3 separate regions of the Homo sapiens genome follow, and all the other regions are linked to region 3. Evidence: chromatin contacts called from ENCODE Hi-C or POLR2A ChIA-PET data. All regions are on one chromosome and are shown on one strand. Each heading gives the region's core, a stretch centred on a gene start or an enhancer-like site at or near the end of the contact. The rest is flanking DNA. Distances are from core to core; before and after follow the strand shown.

Region 1 (4,155 bases), core at 1,153-3,652, 260 kb after region 3:
TAGCTAATAGGGGAAATCAATGAAAAATTGAGATGAGGGTAGCCAAATCAATTGACAGAAGCCCAAGGGAGATTAAAATGAACAAGAGATTTACAGTACAAGAGAGGAAAACAGGTGAGAGACATTTTAGAAGCAGAGGGCAAACTGAAAACGATGGAATGAAATTGAAGAGGATGAAATGATTTAAAGTGGACTACTCCGATCAGCGGGGAGGTTGTGATGATAAAGGCAGCTGCTTTCAGCAACAAGGAGAGAAAGTGTGAAGCAAGAGGAAACTGGTCTTGGGAACAAATGAATCATCTTCTTCATGTAGTAGCTATGCCCTGGGTTGCATGATTATTCATAAACAAATGCAGGTTTCCTGTGGTGGCAGTGATCTAGGCATGAAAAATACAGTGCTAATATTAGGTTACAGCGCTAATGATCTCAATCAGTTGAAGGGCCCTTTTCCCTTGACTAAACATTTTTTAGCAACAAATGACCCTTACAGCATTTTGTTAATATTGTTGAAAGGACTGTTGGGGCATCAGGTTGGGGACTGAAGGGAATCTCAGGGTCTACTTCCAGCTCTTCCTTAGGTTGGATATATTTCACATGTAAAATGGTAGCATAGGACCTAACTCATAGAATCACTGCGAGGATGAATCATGGTTTCCCTTTGAGCCCCAGTTTCTCTTGTTATAGAAAGGGCATAGTGATTTTTTTGTGACTCAGGAGTATGTGGCAAAGGCACACTTAGGATTATGCAGGAACAGCTTTCATTAAGAGAGCTACTAGGTGACATCTTCTCCATGGTGGCTGCTCAATTATTAAATGAATGATTCCTGGAGACCTTTTGTAGTTTCTATTATTTATCATCATTAGGCCATAACCTAAGGTAAGGTGAGATTGCCTTATAACATTTTTTATACATAAAAAATACTGGTTGCATGCTGCTATCTGCTGTGCAACAGAATGTCATAGGATCCAGTGTATGAGGCTCTATTCTTCCATGGAGGGGTGTTACATAAACCCATTAGTGAAATTTAGGGAAATTTCACCCAGACTAGGGAGGATGAAGAATGGAGCATCTATCTTTTGACAGAAATACAGTTACACACACACATACACACACACATACACACACACAGAGAGAGAGAGAGAGAGAGAGAGAATGAGAAACAAAAACAGAGGAGTACAAAATTGAGCCTAAGAAAAAGAACTGGAACCAATAAAAATTGTAACTAACATTTATTAAGTATCTTCTATGGGCCAGTCTCTTTATCTCCAATCTTCAACAACCAGCAAGGCAGGCAGGAGAAAACTGAAGTTCAAAAATGTTACATAACTTCCCCAGGGTCATAAAGCTATATATACATGACAGAACTGGAACTGGTAGTGTTGGTATGTGTCTGACACCAAAATCACTACACATTCTAGTATACCACTCTGTTAAAAAAGTGTATTTGGAAAATTTAGGGATCAGAGGATTTGGAGAATTTTCTTTCCCTACTTCCCCTCTGACAGTCGTGTTTGTTTTTGGTTCTGATGTTTGCACCCTAGAGGCTGACTGGGATCAAATATGGGGCATCTGTAAACAGAATGATTCCATAGCCCCCACTGTGTAATAATTTCCTTCCTTCAGAGCCTTACTAGGATTTGCCTGGGATGAGGGGTGGAAAGGTGGGAGAGAAGAGGTTGGGAGGGAGAGGATGTTAGTAAAAGATGGGTGATTCTTTGCTTACCTTTAAGTTGTTTATGAATTTCAGGACAACCCGTTGGCTATTCTCTTCTCTGGCTTGGCATATATATATATGTATGTATTTTTTTTTCATTTTTGTTTTGTGGGGGTGGTGGTTTAGGTGTTAAGGGTTTGGTTGATATCTGTAGAAAATTTCTTAATGATCTACACAGTAGATAAAAAAACAAGTTAAGGTCAAAGACAATTCCTTCGTCTGTTTTGGGAGACGAGTGTGTATGTTTGAAAAAAAGGTTTGTTCTGGGTCACTCTTCTTTCATCCAGACGCATTAAAGGAATTAGAAGGGGGTCTCCCTGCCACCCCCGAAACCGTGAGAGTCAAACGGAGATTCCCTTATATTCCTGCTCTCAGGTGCGGGTCCGAGTGACAAGAACGTTCACGTATCTTCGGGAGAGAACGAAAAGGTGCTCGGGTCTGGCGGGGGCGGGGAACGCCAGGGGTTGGTGGGAACTGAGGGGCTTCCGGTTCCCGGGAAGCGGAGTCCCGGGCCGGCCGCGGGCCGCGGGCTACGCAGGGAGCACGGGGCCCTCGCCGCCCCCAGGCCGCGCTCCTTAGCGTTCCCTGCGGCTCGTGCCCAGCGCGGCCGCCGCAGTCCCGACGCCGTAGCCGGACGTGGGGTCCAGGGGGCGCTGTGGCCCAGCGGCGCCGGCGGCAGGAGCGGCCACCCGACGCTGGAGGCTTCGCTGAGGATCCCCGCCTGCCGCACCTCGGTCGTCCCGCCGCAGCCTTGCGCCCCCGGCCCGGCTCGGCGGCGCTCCTCCGGGATCCGCGTGGCTGCCGCGGCCCGGGCGCCGATGCGGCTGGGCGGGTGCCGGGCCTTAGCAGCAGTAGCAGCCGCAGCTGCGGCTACCGCAGCTCCTACAGGAGTGGGAGGTTTCGCGGCGGCGCCTGGGGCCGCGCCGGTGCCCTCCGGAGGAGGCTTTCGGCTCAGGGACGACCCCCGTGGCCATGCTGAAGCGGAGGCGGCCGCTGCTCGAGGTGAGTGTGGCGCGGCGTGGTCCGGGGCTCGCCGGCCTCCCGCCGCCTGTGGGGGCCCTGGCGGCAGACCGCGGGCCGGGCGGACGGGGCGTCCTGCCACTGCGGTCGCCTCCCCCACCCTGCGGTCCTGGGGCCTCAGCCCTTTCTCCCCGCGTCCCCCGGGAGGCTGAAGGCCGTGGGGGGCGATTAGGCCCCGCGCCGTTGGGAAGCCCTCGCTCCGGCCTCGGTTCCGGCGCGGCCGGGTGTGTGGAGCTGGGGGCCGGCAGGAGCACGGCCGCCTTTCGGGTTTGCATGGGCCCGGGCCGAGCGCAGCCTCTTAGCCCGGGCCCTGCACGTACATCCCGGAGGGAGGCAGATGACGCCTGTTTGCAAACAAGCTTTGGCTTCCACGCGTCCCATACCGAGTCCCTCAGAATCCCGGTTGTGGCGGGGAAAGGGGGAGGAGAGGAAGGCCAGGGTGAGAATTGGGGGTGCAGAGAGTGCGGGACCAAGAGAGCCCCTGCTACTCCTGGAGTGTCATTCATGGATCTGGCTTGCTCGAGAACAACCTTTTGCGTCTTATTTGAGGTGAAATTTCATCACCTGCCGGTTGCTCATTCCTGCCTCTTTATATTATATCTTGCCTCTAAGCGTGGTCTGCCTTGGAGAAAGCCCCATCGCATCTTTGCGATGCTAAGTTTTGTAGATAAACACTCACAGTTATAAAAACGTCTTTTACAAAGGTCTGCCCCCCACACCCCGCCAGAAGAAATATTTTTATGCTTCAGTGTTCGGTACAAAAATGTTCCACTTAAAGAGATCCAGAGAATAGTTGGCAAAAGGATTTTAAGTCCTCTTTAAGTGCCAGCTACCCTAATAAATACCTGAAGGAAATGGGATACATGCTAAATTTTAGAAATAAAATGATTTGTTCTGATATTAATGTTGAAAATGCTACTGATTACAGTTTGATACCGTAAGTCAGATATTTATGTTTTGTGAGAAATGTGATTACAGGTTATTCTTGTTTTCCTGTTATGTATGTGAAAGTTATAAGACTTATAGGTACTTGCAAAACTTTTATAATCATGAAAAAATATGCTTATTGTAGAAAACTTGGGAATTATAGAAAGGTACCATGTTGGCTCTTAATAAATATTTAATAATAGGAGAAATCACCCATAATCTCACAGATTGTAAACAGTACAGGTTTATAATGGGCTCGTACTGACAGTGATTTTTAAAATTATTATTTCTGTATATTAGGTTTAAAATTATCTGACTGTTCCATTTTACATTGTCATTTGTATAAGACCTGTAAAAATATTTTACTAAATTACATTGGAACCATGTTGAATTCATCAATTAAAACAGAAGAATATGGGTAACTACCTAAAAGATCCCTGACTTAACCTTCTATGCAGCATGGGGTCTCCATCTAGGGAGAAAGTTTGGCATG
Region 2 (4,365 bases), core at 370-2,869, 340 kb before region 3:
AGATCAAGGAAAGCCTCCAAAGCAGGTGGCATTTGAATCGAGCCTCAAAATGGAGCAAATGCAGCACATGGCCTGAATAAATGTTCACAGTTACACCATTGCAATGAGTGCTCAGAAAACAGAGGTTGGAGTGCAGGGTGGGAGCTATGGCAGGACATGAGACTAGAAAATTATCTGGAACAGGCAAGGGATTTTTGAATGCCAGGCTAATGCCTGGGCATTTTTTTTTCTTTTGTTTTTTCTTTTTTCTTTCTTTTTTTTTTTTTTTTTGCAGAGGAATAGATAATACTGAGGTTAGGGGTTAGAGGTTATTATTCTAAATAATTGATGCTGACTGGGCGCAGTGGCTCACACGTGTAATCCCAGCACTTTGGGAGGCCGAGGCAGGTGGATCATGAGGTCAGGAGTTCGAGACTAGCCTGACCAACATGGTGAAACCCCATCTCTACTAAAAATATAAAAACTAGCGGGGAGTGGTGGCACATGCTGTAGTCCCAGCTACTCAGGAGGCTGAGGCACAAGAATCACTTGAACCCGGGAGGAGGAGTTTGCAGTGAGCTGAGATCGTGCCACTGCACTCCAGCCTGGGCGATAGAGTGAGACTACATCTCAAAAAAAAAAAAATGCTCCCAGCTGTTTATCATGTTATGAAGTCATACTGGTTTTTTTGTTTTGAACAGTCTAGTAATTTTATTCTCCATCATGTCCTTAAGTCATATTAGGGAAGTTTTATGCTTTGGATTTTCTGATTGTCTTTTTAAGATCATCTCCCCTCTATGGCAATGATAATGTTGTTTCTTTCCAAATAATGTTCTGTCACATGCTCATTCACTTTTTTTTCCAAATGGCCTTCAACTTCATCCCCTGATGTTGGTAGGAAAGTCTAAGATCCCTCAGCAGTCTGAAGCTCCTCTCAGAAAGGGGTGAGGAGTGGGTTGGATAGGATCAGAACTATGCTGTCCAGGGCATTCAGACCCGTTGAAGTGGATAAGAATTAAAGGTGAACAGTCAGATCCTCCCAGGGAGAGGAAGCCACAAGAGACACAGCCTCACAACTGTGTTGTCACAGTGTTTTCAGAACTCAGTACCAATACCAGTGATGGGGCCACGCTTTTTGCAAGTGACGTTTATTATGTCATTTGAAAATATCAGAATCTCTCTCTTCACAGGCTAGCCAGATAAGTATTGAAACCATTAATTTCTCTACCATGTCACTGTGTCTTTGGGCAAGCCCCTTCTCTCCTCTGGACCCAGGGTCCTGCCTATAAAACGAAGGGGCTCTATTCATCCTCCTCTAGGATCCCTTTCAATTCTGACAGGCTCTAATTTTTCTGTTATCAGTTATTCTTTATTAAACTTACAGTATGTGCCAGCTTTTTTCAAGATGTGAGACCCTCTCACCCTCTTACTCCTCAACCCCCTGTTATAACTTATCTTGGGCTTTTCTTGTTTAAAACATTTGGAAAAAGTGGTGTGTTCACGGGACCTTTATTTGCCCTAAGACATTTGAGGGTAAATCATGTGAAGGCCTTTGTTTTCTTCCAGCAGCCAAAACAATAAAACCACCAAATTGCGTGCAGCATCATTTTCTACTGCCCTCAAGTGGTGGTGGCCCAAATGTCTTTTCCTGGTTGCAGTTTAAGGAATAAAACATGTTTTCAGAAGAACTCTAGGCATCTAGGAGAGGGTAGGAGAGTCATAGAGTCACAAAGGGCCTGAGGTGGAAAGGCCCTTACAGGATGTCTGATCTAAGCCCCTCGTCTTGAAAGGGAGAGACTGAAGTCCACCTTGGTTCTCTGATCAGTGAACAAACCTAGTTTCTTCTGTCTTTAAAGAGCTATCTTATGACCCTGACTCTATTTTTGGCTCCATTTCTCTGCTCCCATTCACAGTGAAATTTTCTAAAGAGTTATCTCCATACTGTTTCTATTTCTTCATCTATGCTTTATTATTATTATTACTTTTTATTTTTTTTTAAAAACAAAATAATAATCTCACTCTGTCGCCCAGGCTGGAGTGCATTGGGCTGATGTTGGCTCATTTCAGCCTCTGCCTATGGGTTCAAGTGATTCTCCTGCCTCAGCCTCCCAAGTAGCTGGGACTATAGGAGGATGCCACCACACCTGGCTAATTTTTATATTTTTAGTAGAGACAGAGTTTCACCATGTTGGCCAGGCTGGTCTCGAACTCTTGACCTCAAATGTTAACCCCCCACCCCGCCGCCCTTGTCTACCAAAGTGCTGGGATTACAGGCATGAACCACCGTGCCCACCTTTACACTTTATTTTTTAACTTTTTACTTTGAAATAATCTCAAACTTGCAGAAGAGCTGCAGAAATATTACAAAGAATTCCCAGATGCCCCAGAAGTTCTCATGTGTGGGCATATGCCTACATGCATATACATGGATATGTATATTTTTTCCTGAGCCATTTGAATTGCAGTAGTTACCCCTAATACCTTAAATATTTCAATGTGTATTTTCTGAGAAAAGGACATTCTCTTATATACCTACATACCCACTCAGTATGACAATCAAATCCAGAAATTTTAAATTGACATAGTGCTTATATACAGTCCATACTCAAATTTCACTAATTGGCCTGATAATGTCCTATATAGCAGTATTTTCCCCCATCAGGTTCTGATCCAGTGCCTGATCCAGGTAATGCATTATACTTAACTGTCATGACTTTTAAAAAGGTTTTTTTTCTTTTAATTATTATTTTTTAGAAACAGGATCGCGCTCTGTCACCCAGGCTGGAGGGCAGTGGTTCAATTACAGCTCACTTACAACCTTGAATTCCTGGGCTCAAGCGATCCTCCCACCCCTGCTTCCAGACTAGCTAGCTAGTACCGCAGGCACGCACCACTATGCCTGGCTAATTTTTTAAAAAATTATTTTTGTAGAGGTGGGGTCTCGTTATGTTGCCCAGACTGGCCTATAATTCTCAGCCTCAAAGTGATCTTCCTGTCTCTGCTTCCCAAAGTGCTGGAATTTCAGGTGTGAGCCACCACACCTAGCCTGTTATAACTCTTTAGTGTCCTTTAATCTAGAATAGTTCCCCAGTCTTTCACTATTATTCACGATATTCACATTTTTAAAGAGTACTGGCCAGGTGTTCTGTAGTGTCTCCCCCTGTTTGGCTTTGTCTCATGTTTTCTCATGAAGGGATTTACATATTTTTCCAGGAAGAAATCCTAGTTATATGATGTTGTGTCCTTCTCAGTGCATCATATGGGGAGAAACGTGGTGTCACTTGGTCCCATTATTGATGGTGTTCACTTTGATCAGCGGATTAAGGTGGTATCTACCAGATTTCTTCACTGTAGAGTATTTTTTCCTGTGTAAGTAATGGTAATCTGTAGAGAGGGACTTTGAAACTATGTAAATATCCTGTTCCTCTTCAAACTTTTGCCCAATGGTTTCAACACTCATTGATAATTCTTGTCTGAATCAATTACTGTGATAGTTGCAAACTGGTGATTTTCTACTTCTATCATTCCATCTACATTTTTTAGTTGGCATTCTACTGTAAGCAAGAAGGTTTCCTTCTCTCTAATTATTATCATGAGTATAAACTAATGTATTCTTAATTTATTTAATGAGTTATAAACATTACCCTTATTATTTTTTAAATGTTCAACTTGTCCCAGGTTTGGCCAATGAGAGCCTCTTCAAACTAGCTCCTGTGTCCTTTTGACATGTCTTCATCACTTTTTTTTAACACCTCCTTGCTTTCTGGCATAATAAGATGTTCCAGGCTTATCTTGTACTTTCACTGCCTAGTCCTGAAAATCAGCCATTTCTCCAAAGAGCTACTCTTTAGTGGGGAATGGTATTTAGAAACCAAGATTTGGGCATCAGATGTGCTCATTCCTATTGGAGTGTAATTGCTTCTAGGCCATTTTAGTAAACAGAGCCAAAGGGGAAAAATAGTAACCTAATTTTGTTTAATTATTATTATAATTATTTTTAACAGAGACAGGGTCTCACTCTGTTGCCCAGACTGGAGTGCAGTGATGCTATCATAGCTCACTGCAGATATGAACTCCTGAGATCACCTCAGCCCCTGGAATAGGCTAGGACTACACGCCACTACACTCAGCTAATATTTTTAAATTCTTTATAGAGATGGGGTCTCACTATGTTGCCCAGGCTGGTCTCAATCTCCTGGCCTCAAGTGAACCTCCTACTTTGGCCTCCCAAAGTGCTGGGATTACAAGCATGAGCCACTGCACCCAGCTCTGGTCAACCATTTTAAATTAATAATTCATTACTGATACTTTAATTCCAATTTAACACCACAGGGTTCTTTCTCCTATTCCTTATTTGCATCTCCCTTTTCCCACAGTAAGAACTCT
Region 3 (4,300 bases), core at 548-3,047:
CTGTAACCCCAGCACTTTGGGAGAAGAGGCGGGCGGATCACAAGGTCAAGAGATCGAAACCATCCTGGCCAATATGGTGAAACCCCGTCTCCACTAAAAATACAAAAAATTAGCCGGGCGTGGTGGCGAGCACCTGTAGTCCCAGCTACTGGGGAGGCTGAGGCAGGAGAATCGCTTGAACCCGGGAGGCGGAGGTTGCAGTGAGCCAAGATCGCGCCACTGCACTCCAGCCTGGTGACACAGCAAGACTCCGTTTCAAAAAAAAAAAGGAAATCAGCAAATGATACACTGAATTTGGTGTCAGATAGTAGGGGTCATCATACCAGCTCTGTTATTATTTAGCTGTGTGATTCAGAGCAAGAAGCAAACTCTTTGGGTCTCAATTTCCTCAACCTGTTCAACGAAGTTATTGGACAATATGAACTCTATTTAAAATACATCAAAGTCCAGGCCTGGCACAGTGGCTCACGCCTGTAATCCCAGTACTTTGGGAGGCCAAGACAGGAGGATTCCCTAAGCCCAGGAGTTTGAAATTAGCCTGGGCAACATCGCAAGACCCAGACTCTTATTAAAACACACACGCACACACACACACGCAAGATACATCATAGTCATGATACTCCATGAAATAAGCTACCTCTGAAGGAAAATACTCAGGTGGGGACTGAATCACCAATTATTAGAAATGTTTAGAGAACTCCTGTACAAACCAAAAGTAGAGAATTTCAAGGTTAGAAGAAACCTTACAACTCACCCAACTGAGACCTAAGCCCTCTCTAATATATTCCTGGACGAGGTCGCCCAACCGTTTTGGTAATGGAGAACTACCCATGGAAACAAGTCACTTCAACTTAGGCCAAATATGATGCAAAGTTACTTTACTGAAGCCACACCATCCTCTGGTAACTTTCGTCCACTAGTTTCACCTATCACTTAAGTGTCCCTCAAATATTTTGGATAGTGATAATATGCCCCTTAAATATCCTGTCCTCCAAATTAAAGTATCCAACTCCGTCAACCTTTCCTGGTAACATAATACCAAGACTCCCTCACCATTCAGGCTGCGTTCCTCAAAGAAACCTTCATTCTTGCTTTAGCGACTGTATTCAAATGACTCGAAAAGCTTCTCCCATTCTGACGTCTTACAACCCAAGATCTCCCACTTGCCCAGCTGACACCACAGGGAAGCCTCTAATCACGCTTGCCACCTCCACCCAAGGAAGCATTTGGGGTGGAAAGTGTGCCCTGTTGCTCCATTGGGAGACATGGAGACAAGAAGTGACGGCGGCACCGACAGAGAAGCCGGCACACTGTTCGCCTCCCCATTGCAAGCCTCCTCCCTCACCGGTATTGCTTGGGGTCGCTGGGAGACTTGACGATCTCAGGGTCCCCAGCATTACTGAGAGACCCCCTCCGTCCCTCTTCCTCAGATTCATCCGCTCCTAGACGGGCAACCCGGCTGTTCTCGCCCAGATCCTGTCCATTGGGCTGCAGGTCAGGGCAGCTGCAGGTAGACTTCGCCTTGTTCCTTCCAGGCATGGCCAGAATAGGAAAGGGTCTGGCAGCAGCAGAGTCTTCGCACCGACCCCGCGTTTCGATTCCCCAGAGCGCCGCGAGCTCCCGCCCGGCCTCACACAACTTCCTCCGGGTGGCACAGACTGCAGCAACAGTGACTCTCCTCAGCATTCACCACCAAGCTGGAGCGATGGACATCCCGCTTCCCAGGACCCACCTCCTCCGCGTTCTAGAGGCGGTGGCGGCCGGCCCTGGTGCTGCCGCAGCCGCGGGGAACAGGCCTGAACCCCTCCCCCAACCCAGTCTCCCTCTCGCCGACTTCCCTCGTCCCTCCGCCCTCCCGGCCGCCGATGACGCTACTGATTTCAGCCAATCATGAGGCAAGAAAGTAGTCACGCTCACGTAAGCAACCAATCAGAACAGGAAAGGAGAGGCACCAACGTGACCCGGACTGATTCTCGGAACAGCCAGCGAACATTTCGAAACCCAAAGTGGGCGGGGCGAGGGAGAAGAAGCGGAGAGAGTGGCGCGGAGGACGACGGGAGAAGGGCCCCCGGCGCGTTTATGACGTACGAGTGTGTTTTGTGGAAACCACTGAGTAGTGCTCCGCGTGTCAAAGAAAAATATTCCCCTAATGAGAAAACTGAGAAACGAGTGCAGAGAATTAATTCCAAAGTTTTAAATTTTCCCATTCGTGTCATAGTTTGGGTACCCTACTCCTCAGACCCGGGGCGAGCCTTCGGCTGTGACTCAGCACATAAAAAACCAGAACGCCGGAAGTATTTTCCTACACCCGCCGGATGGACGCTGCTCCCGAGCGCCGCAAATACTAATTGGCTCTTCTCTACCCTACAGTCGGCCCGACAGTGGTGGGGTTTCATCCTCAAGCCCTAAGAAAGTGCTAAAAAGACCAGTCTGGATGTGCTAACTCTTCTGTGTGAAAACGTTTTTTAGCTCCTCCAGCCTCCTGTTAAATTCGGCCAATTTTTATCGAGCAGCTGCAGCGTCTGCTGCCTTCAAGTCTCCTTTCCCAGTTTTTCCCGCTAGCAGTGGTCTTTGGTTAGCAATGTAAAATGTGACGGAAATACAAACATAAATGAAAGCTAAAAAGCAGCTGAAATTAGTAAGATGCACTATACTGACACCATGGGGTAAGAGATCATAGCTCATACATACGAATGAGCGGGGAAAGACGTGAAGCAGGGAGATGTGTTGATAGTTACTGTATCTTCAAGGTTTTCGAGGCCTCTTCTGAGTTCCAAATGCAAGGAATACAACCATGAACAAAACAAAACTTGCCTTAGGCTGGGCGTGATAGTGATAGCTCACACCTATAATCCTAGTACTTTGGGAGGCCGAAGCGGGAGGATTGCTTTGAGCCTGGGAATTTGGTACCAGCCTGGACAACATGGTGAGACCCCCGTCTGTACAAAATTCTTTTTTAAAATTAGCCAGGCTTGGTGATGCGTGCATGTGGTCCCAGCTACTCAGGAGGCTGAGGCAGGAGGAACGCTTGAGTCCAGGAGGTCGAGGCTGCAGTGAGCCGTGATTGCAACACTGCACTCCAGCCTGGTTGACACAGTGAGACCCTGTCTAAACAACGACAACAAAAATTTAAAGCCTTGCCTTGGGGGAGCTTGCATCCTAATGGGAAGGAACTGTAAAATATGTAAACTAAAGTAAATCAGGCTTTTAAATAATTCAAGTTAGCTTTCTTCAGAAGTCTTATTGAGGACTGCCACCTGGGAGAGTCAGAGAGTTTTTTTTTTAGACTGCTCCAAAGCAGTGTTTCAGCCCGCAGCTTCTATACAGGTGGTGGCCGCTCTGCATGTGCTTGGAAGTTAAATCAAATGTGCTCAGAAAGGCTGGGCCTGTAATCCCAGTGATTAAGGAGGCTGAGGCAGAAGGATTGCTTGAGGCCAGGCATTTACAACCAGCCTGTGTAACATATCAAGACTCTGTCTCCACACACACATAAAAAAGCAAGGCGTGGTAGAACATCCCTGTAGTCCTAGCTACAGGAGAGGCAGAGTTAAAAGGATTGCTGGGACTCCTGAGTTTGAGGTTACAGTGAACTATGATTGTGCCTCTGCACTCTAGCCTGGTGACAGAGCAAGACCTTGTCTCTAATAAAAAAGAAAAAATGTACTCAGGAGTTACACTAGAGCAAAATCTCATGAAGGTTTAGGTGGAAGAGTACACATGTTTATAGATTATGGAGGCATAGTCATTAATCCTGTCAGAAATGTACAGGAAGAGGCAAGGTCGAGCATCATTGGATTTATCTTTTCTAAAAATGCAGTGATTCAGGCAAGAGACATGGGAACTTGTGCTCTATCCTGCATATTTTCAGGGTATTCTGGAGGGCTGTGCGCAGTCACTGAGGCTGTGAAATTCTGCTGGCAAGAGAGTTTGTGAAATTCTGCTGGTAAACAGAATGAGCAGACATGGCTTCTTATGTTTGCTACTTTGTCTCACATATACAAAAAACAATAAATGCAATGAAGACAAATTGTATAGGATAGGAAGATAAGGAGTTAGGGAGGAAGGGTACAATGATTCAGGTAGAAAATGATGGAACCTGAACTGGAGCAGTAGATGAGGTAAATTGAAAAATACTGTTTAAAATATCCCAGTTTGTTTCCATACATCTTTTCAAGAACTTACCACTTTAAGCAACTCCACTAGACTTCTCTTCTTCAGAGCAGTGGGTTGTTGTTGGTTTTATTTGTTTGTTTGTTTAGAGATGAGTTCTCACTATGTCTATCCAGGCTGGTCTCAAACT

Evidence for each region. Hi-C counts contacts between places; a loop is a spot of excess contacts on that map. ChIA-PET counts read pairs that join two places held with the same protein, here RNA polymerase II (POLR2A). Pooled maps may share reads with other maps.
Region 1: a map of dorsolateral prefrontal cortex shows a loop between it and region 3 (7-fold over the local background). The contact joins the promoter of ZFYVE9 here to the promoter of NRDC in region 3. A Hi-C loop is called at or near these places in 1 of 168 maps with a recorded cell type or tissue (dorsolateral prefrontal cortex), 1 of 37 single-sample maps with no recorded cell type and 14 of 50 pooled maps. POLR2A ChIA-PET finds 5 or more read pairs at or near these places in 2 of 52 experiments (HEK293 and activated CD4-positive, alpha-beta T cell).
Region 2: a loop to region 3 is called in a pooled map, with 2.2 times the contacts of the local background. The contact joins the enhancer-like site here to the promoter of NRDC in region 3. A Hi-C loop is called at or near these places in 1 of 168 maps with a recorded cell type or tissue (CD4-positive, alpha-beta T cell) and 3 of 50 pooled maps. POLR2A ChIA-PET finds 5 or more read pairs at or near these places in 2 of 52 experiments (H1 and activated CD4-positive, alpha-beta T cell).

Annotation. Positions count from the first base shown.
Region 1 is chr1:52,139,687-52,143,841 of GRCh38, forward strand. ZFYVE9 (zinc finger FYVE-type containing 9) reads left to right here and starts at 2,403. Exons shown (of 19, transcript NM_004799.4): 1 at 2,403-2,717. LOC107984956 (collagen alpha-2(I) chain-like) reads left to right here and starts at 33. Exons shown (of 5, transcript XM_047439476.1): 1 at 33-114; 2 at 1,507-1,603; 3 at 1,749-1,795; 4 at 2,091-2,717. The coding sequence starts at 33. RefSeq lists a silencer at 2,203-3,062.
Region 2 is chr1:51,533,593-51,537,957 of GRCh38, forward strand. The region is part of intron 1 of EPS15-AS1 (EPS15 antisense RNA 1); the gene reads left to right. It also overlaps a transcript of OSBPL9 not described here. Among named protein-coding and RNA genes, the nearest start is that of EPS15, 17 kb to the left of the region's middle. Within about 2 kb of position 1,620, at least 6 of the 41 ENCODE cell types and tissues checked have a DNase peak (open chromatin) inside an H3K27ac peak, as active enhancers do.
Region 3 is chr1:51,876,930-51,881,229 of GRCh38, forward strand. It overlaps NRDC (nardilysin convertase), which reads right to left and starts at 1,798. Exons shown (of 31, transcript NM_001101662.2): 1 at 1,346-1,798. The coding sequence starts at 1,686. RefSeq lists enhancers at 1-119, 1,788-2,082, 1,966-2,145, 2,536-3,089 and silencers at 1,836-1,885, 3,843-4,040.